Regions from separate parts of the Mus musculus genome. Here region 1 is linked to region 2. The links are chromatin loops, found by intact Hi-C in ENCODE. Cell type or tissue: gastrocnemius. All regions are shown on one strand. Links, peaks and the distances in the headings refer to the core of each region. The heading gives the core; the rest is flanking DNA.

Region 1 (2,906 bases), core at 297-2,796, 120 kb before region 2:
TGTGCTTATGTTCCTTTGCCACCTAGACCGGTAAACAAAACAATTTACTGAAAAGCAGGAACTCCAAATAAATCCTAGCCTCAAAAATATGTAGTTTATCAAAACTGACCTTGTTCAAACATGAAACCTTTGCGCAGAGTTAAGGAAACTTTAAGCCCATTACTTAAGTCTGCCTGAAACTCCCTTGGGCTCTTAAAGGCTAGGTCATATACGTGTATTTTACAGTAAATTTCTCCCAGTTAAATTGCACTTAGACGATTTCCCTTGCGATTCATTTAAGGATTGTAAACATAGCCATGCCCACTGTGGTGTCTGGATTGAGTGTCCTGCCCCCCCCTCACCCCCGTGGGAATTTCACCGGTGCTCTGTAGGCCTCTTGGGGTGATGACACTCACACCCTGCAAGACCCAGCAGCGGTGGACCGCCACTCAGGTTTGGGCCGCATTGGTCTGGAGCTGGGGAAGGGCTTTTAGGCTGTCTGTCCAGCTCAGTAGGTTCTATAATCCGCGGAGAAGTGGCTGTTTGGCCCAGCCAGATCAGCTTCCTTAAACTTGGCGGGGAAATCTCCTTCCAGTGAGCAGGAGGTAATTCAAGGCTCTTCCATGCCTGTTTTTGACGCACAAGTCTGTATTAATCTTCTAAATGATACACGGGGCGTTTGTGCAAGAAAAGAGCACAAGGATGTGATGGGGAAACTAAAAGCTTCAAACTTGAGCGTCAAAACAAAAAGGACACAGAGAGGAGACACAGAGGCACATGATGAGGGGTCGTGGGGCCTTTTATTGTTTTAAACAGTCGGATCTCTTTCGAGGCAAAGCCCATTGAAGGTTTGGGGTGAACATATGTCAACCTTCAGGTGTTCGTTGTTGGGGGCGGAGTGCTGGGCTGGAGGCCCGCACGCCTTGTCTGCTAGGCTTATCCCACGCGCACTGCCGCTGGTGTGAACTAGCCCGGCGCTGACTCGTGCAGACTGCTAAAAGCTGTCTTAGGAGGCTCCGTTGCTCGATAGAACCTGATTCCAAATCTAGGTTCTAATGTTTACCCTGTATCCCCTGTTCCGTAGACACCCTCTCAATAGAAACTTGAATACTGGCTGAAGAATGGAAACAGGTCTGTGACTTTGAACCTAAGAGTTGGCTTCAGTACCTTTCAGAGATGCTAAACCTTTTCCAAACAATCTCCGCGTGAAGGAAGCCTCCCTAGTCTTTCTCAGAACTCTCCTCAAAACCTTCCCCGGCCCCTGGGGTGAGGGTTCGGTCCGCAGCTGGCGGTGGGATGGGGGCGGGGGCGTTGGGAGCGTAGGCTGGCTGCTTTGGGGGAGAGAGCCTTTTGGCCACCTTCAGGGCGGGAATCCGGAATGGCAGTTTGCATTCCCAGCAGATCGAAGCTCCCTGCTGATCGATTATTTGATAATTGATTTTCCCCGCAGCCAATGCGCGGCTGCCTGGGCGGGGACGCCTTCCGATTGGTGGAGCTCTCTCCACGGCTGCCTACCGAGATTTGGGTGAGCTCATTTTCCAGTCGACCGCAGGGGGAGTTTTCTGCGAGGTTTCAGCTGGGGGGTGAGGGGAATCCTCTCCGAGCCCAGCGAGCTGAGAGCCCTGCCTGGGATGTGAGGTTTCCAGCTGCTCCGAGAGCTACTGTGACTGAGCAATCTAAGCCACGAGAGCCGGGCGCAGAAACATAAAGAGTAAAATAACCCCCACTAGATAGAGTAGCTGAAGAGTGAGAATAAAAAGACTCAAAAAACAATTTTAAGTCCAGGGTGTGGTATTTCAAGAGAGAAAGTTAAAAACCACTGGCTGGTTGGAGACTTTAAGTTGTGGGCAGGGTCAGCTTTTGTCTGAAATCTCAGCTTCCGAAGTGGATTTCTTTTTCTCTGGAACTGGGAGCTTTCACGGGGCTGGGTTCGGAGATAGACAAATTGAGAGATGGAGGTCTGGGAGGCCGGCTCCGGGCGTCGCCGCTGAAAGAGCTGGGGGTGGGGGGTGGGAGGGAGCGCAGCGTCTCCAGGCCCGAGCAAGGCCGAGGCTGGAGCCCCTCGGCGTCGCCCAGACAAAGGCAGCCCCAGCCGCAGCGCAGCGGAGCTCTGCAGCTTCGCCGCGCCCCGGGCGCACGGCTAAACTTGCCGGTAGCGCAATCGAGAAAGAGCCTCGGGTCCCGGGGCTCCCAGGCCCCGGCCGCCCGCAAGGTCTGGCTGCTTGGTGCCCGCGTTGAGTTTCGTTCTCCAGCGGTCATAAATAGCTCGGTGTTTGTAAACAAGCGCTGGGGGCACATTCCCGGCGCTCGGCTCATTGTTCCCTCCCTTCCTCCCTCACTTCGCGCGGCGGCTGGGGCTGAGGGCTGCAAGAGAGGAGGTGGGGACGTCCGGACTCAAAGTGACAAAATGCAAGCATTTCCTTTCCTCCGGCCCTACGTCCACTTCTGACAGCGGGGGGAGAAAAAAAAATAAAGAAAGAAAGAAAAAACCCAAACCAAAAGAAAAAAAAGAAAAGAAAAGAAAACCTCTAAGCTGAGTCTGCAGAACGCCCGGGCGACCGCTACCCCACGTTCTCAGGACTCTCGAGCGGAACCTTTTCCAGTCCAGTTCCAGCTCCTCTTCTTGCTCTGGCTTTGACTTTTCTCCTCCGGGAGTCTAGCAGAGAATCCAGTACTTTTGGCATCACCCCCACCCCGAAAAATACTGGCAGACCCCAATAATTTCGAGGAAAGTCTTGAAGTCTTTCATGAGCGGAGCCCTGAGCGAATTAACTCCGGCATCTGCCTGCCCTACGTTTATTCCCGATTTATTTCAAGCGTCCGCTTTGGGAAGAGAGGCTGGAAGGGGACGTAAAGCCGGCGGGTTGGGAGCTGCAGCCTGTATTTGTGTGCATGTGCCCTGGGTGTGTGGTGTTAGTGCCTGGGCG
Region 2 (2,906 bases), core at 203-2,702:
CTAGGCATTGTTTCCCTGTGGTAGATGAAAGCTTAGACTCCTCCCATCAGGGAAGTCCAAACACCACTTCTTGAAACTGCTGCTTCTCTTCCTAGGCAGCATCAGAATTTTTAGGCTAAGACTATGTAACCCTACCTGAAGCTCAGACTTCCAGCTGAGGTAGCATTTTGACACCTATAGGGTGATCAAGTTAGACTCGGAGTTGGGGGACCCATTCTCTGCGAAGCTGGTATATCTGGATGTGTACAGTTGCTTTAACCTAGGGAAGGTATGGCTTGGGGTCGACTTTGAACACCATGCACAGGCTGTACTTGTGGCCAGACCTCATTACGGCAGGTTTGCCATTTTTTGTTCTGTGTCAACATGAGCCTCTAGCAAGAGAAATAGGTGCCCAGAGCAAGGGCCACACTGACTTCAGTGTATCTGAGTAGAGCATCAAAAACTCGTCATGGAGGATGGCTAAGGTAGAAGAGCTTGTCTCTGGAAACAGTGAAAGAGCCGTGTGAGAATATAACAGATAGTGCAAGTCATAGAGAAAGAAGAGGATATCCAAGAAGTGATAGTGAATCAAATGTTTAATCGTGTTTCTCATTGCTGACCAAGGAGATGTGTGCCCTTACTTAGGTCATTTTCCCACAGATATCAGCTTCCTGTACTTTAAAATAGACATGTAGGACTGGTTAGTCAGAACTCTAGCCCCCGGCAGCTCTGTGTTGTAGGCTGTGTAAAGTGCATCAGGAAGCAAGGTGAGGCTGATCTAATCACAGCCTCACGGTAGGACTCAAAGGGAAAGCACTGGGAAAGAGACACTCGAGAAAATTCATTAAAAAGTCACTACTTCCTCTCATCTTAAAGAAGCAAGTCAAACACTGTAAAAATAAAAACTAGATGAAATTAAACATTATTGCAAGACATGAAAAACATGTGTGCTGTCATTCTGAGGATCTGTAATAAAGATAAATCAGTTGTTTTTAGCAGTGTGCTATGTGTCTGTGAAGGGCACGACAGATAATAGGTTTGGAATTTCTGAAGTTATTGTACAGCAAAATTTGTTTTTTTCCTCAGGCATTCAATCTTTTTTCTCTAGCAATTTTGTACATGACAAACTTTTTAGTGGTCGCATTAATAATCTATAAGTAATGGGTTGTCAGGTGTCAGTTAGAGATTAAAAGATTGTTTAAGCATTACCCATTTGGTTCTTCGAATGAGTTTTGTAGGTCAGGAGAAATAACTTTCTGAATTGTGGTTGTGTGTGTACACTGCCCCTCCCCCTTTCATTTGGCTCCACGCCAGGTATATGTGAAAGAATCATATTACATTACATAAATCCTGCATGTAGCAGCAGATTTGAAACTCATATTGTGTGAGCCAAGGGGACGAATCTCTAGGCTGTCGTCTGTAAATGTATTCGAATTTGTCAATGTTATTCCTGATCTTCTCAAAGGAACTTTGCAAGGGGAAAGAGACTCAGCTCAGAGGGGCTGTGAAGCTTTGCAAGGCAAGTCAGGCTTAGGTCTCTTCTTGTCAAATCTGCCTTGAGTGTGTTTACATATCGTTTGCCTTCCTGGTATTTTCTGCTTGCACCGACCTGATCTCCACCTATTTTGTGTCAACAATTGCTGAGCCTGGTGTTGGGTGATTAAGCACTAAGCATCCAGCCCTGAGCTGGCTGAGACCCTCTTTCCCTCACTTACATCACTGTCTTGCTTCAGGGCTGTGCCTACAGAAAACAAATGGCATATTTGAGTGGCTAAAACATCTGACTAAAATATTGAAAGTGGGGGCAAATGTTGCCTCTTTGTTATATAATACTTTTTTTTTCAAGAGTGGAGGGGGAGCAAGGGCCCCAGAGGAAGTCGAATGCTTAAGGGTGAATACCCAGGACCTGGTCTGTGCTGTTCCTGTGTGTGGATGCCATGGCTCTTTGTGGAGGAGCTTAGGGTTCTACCAGCTACATTAAAAAATACATTCTAAGGACAGAAAACACAACATTCAAAAATAAAAACATATGGAATGCATGTCTGTAATTTTGACAAATACAGGGTTCACCATCCAATGGCACCATGGTCATTAAAAATGGTTCTCTCCATTTATTTGCATTCTTGCAAAGTTTTTAGGTTGGCATACTGGTTTGGGGAAGTAATTAACTCTGTCATGCTAGTAACACCTCAACACTAACAAATAAACAGCAAAAATACTTAATATGTATGATATCCTTAAAGGCACTAATTGTTCTTTACCCTCTTAAATAACTGGTGCCTTGCAAGATTAGCCCCTATCTTCAAAGAAGGGAAAAACTATTTCCTTCCTCAAATGCATTAATTCTTCCAGACTCGTAGTGATTATCCATCTTGGGCCCTAACCGTAACTTTAAAAAAAAAAAAAAAAAAAAAAAAAGAATTTCCTGTCATTGGAGAGATCTGGCTTAATGCTGATAAAGACATTTAAAAAAAATCAAAAAGAATAATACATTGCCTATGGATGAAATAAAACTATCCTGATTACATAACATATATTGAAGTTTTTAGTACTTTTACTCTAGGGTACTGAATTTTTTTTTAAAAGCCGTATTTTTGCGGACTGCTGTCTGACAGGGGGTTTTGCTGGTCTATATTACAAAAACATCTGCTCTGGTTGACTTTGTTTGATCCCTCATTTGGGTCAGAGTTCATATATACTTGGAAATGGTTGAGCTTATAAGATGTTGAGAAAGCTAATGGAAAGAGCTGTATTGTACAGAAACCATGAGATCTCCGCCACCTTGACTCGTCACCTGGCAGGATTGTTCACAGAAAGGGGAGCAAACTTGGTTGTGACTAGAATTGCCATCCTCACAGGTTGGAGGATTAAGGACCAAAAGAGACATTTGAGAATCATTCTGAGTGAATATAGTGTTGTTGCTGTCT

Evidence for each region. Hi-C counts contacts between places; a loop is a spot of excess contacts. Peaks named below come from ENCODE experiments on the same cell type or tissue, not always from the same donor. Only the 100,000 strongest peaks of a DNase experiment are listed, where the experiment ranks them.
Region 1: it touches region 2 in a loop (2.6-fold over the local background); 2 of 42 quality-filtered maps call a loop at or near these places.

Annotation. Positions count from the first base shown.
Region 1 is chr11:19,019,115-19,022,020 of GRCm38, reverse strand. It overlaps a transcript of Meis1 not described here. Among named protein-coding and RNA genes, the nearest start is that of Meis1, 1.6 kb to the right of the region's middle. In gastrocnemius, for the core only: a CTCF peak has its summit at 1,533; DNase peaks (open chromatin) are centred at 1,441, 2,049, 2,278, 2,644 and 2 more places; H3K4me3 peaks cover 2,292 bases; H3K27ac peaks cover 2,104 bases.
Region 2 is chr11:18,896,864-18,899,769 of GRCm38, reverse strand. The region is part of intron 9 of Meis1 (Meis homeobox 1); the gene reads left to right. Among named protein-coding and RNA genes, the nearest start is that of 8430419K02Rik, 21 kb to the right of the region's middle. In gastrocnemius, for the core only: no CTCF peak of the experiment used is centred there; a DNase peak (open chromatin) is centred at 1,283; H3K4me3 peaks cover 218 bases; H3K27ac peaks cover 1,132 bases.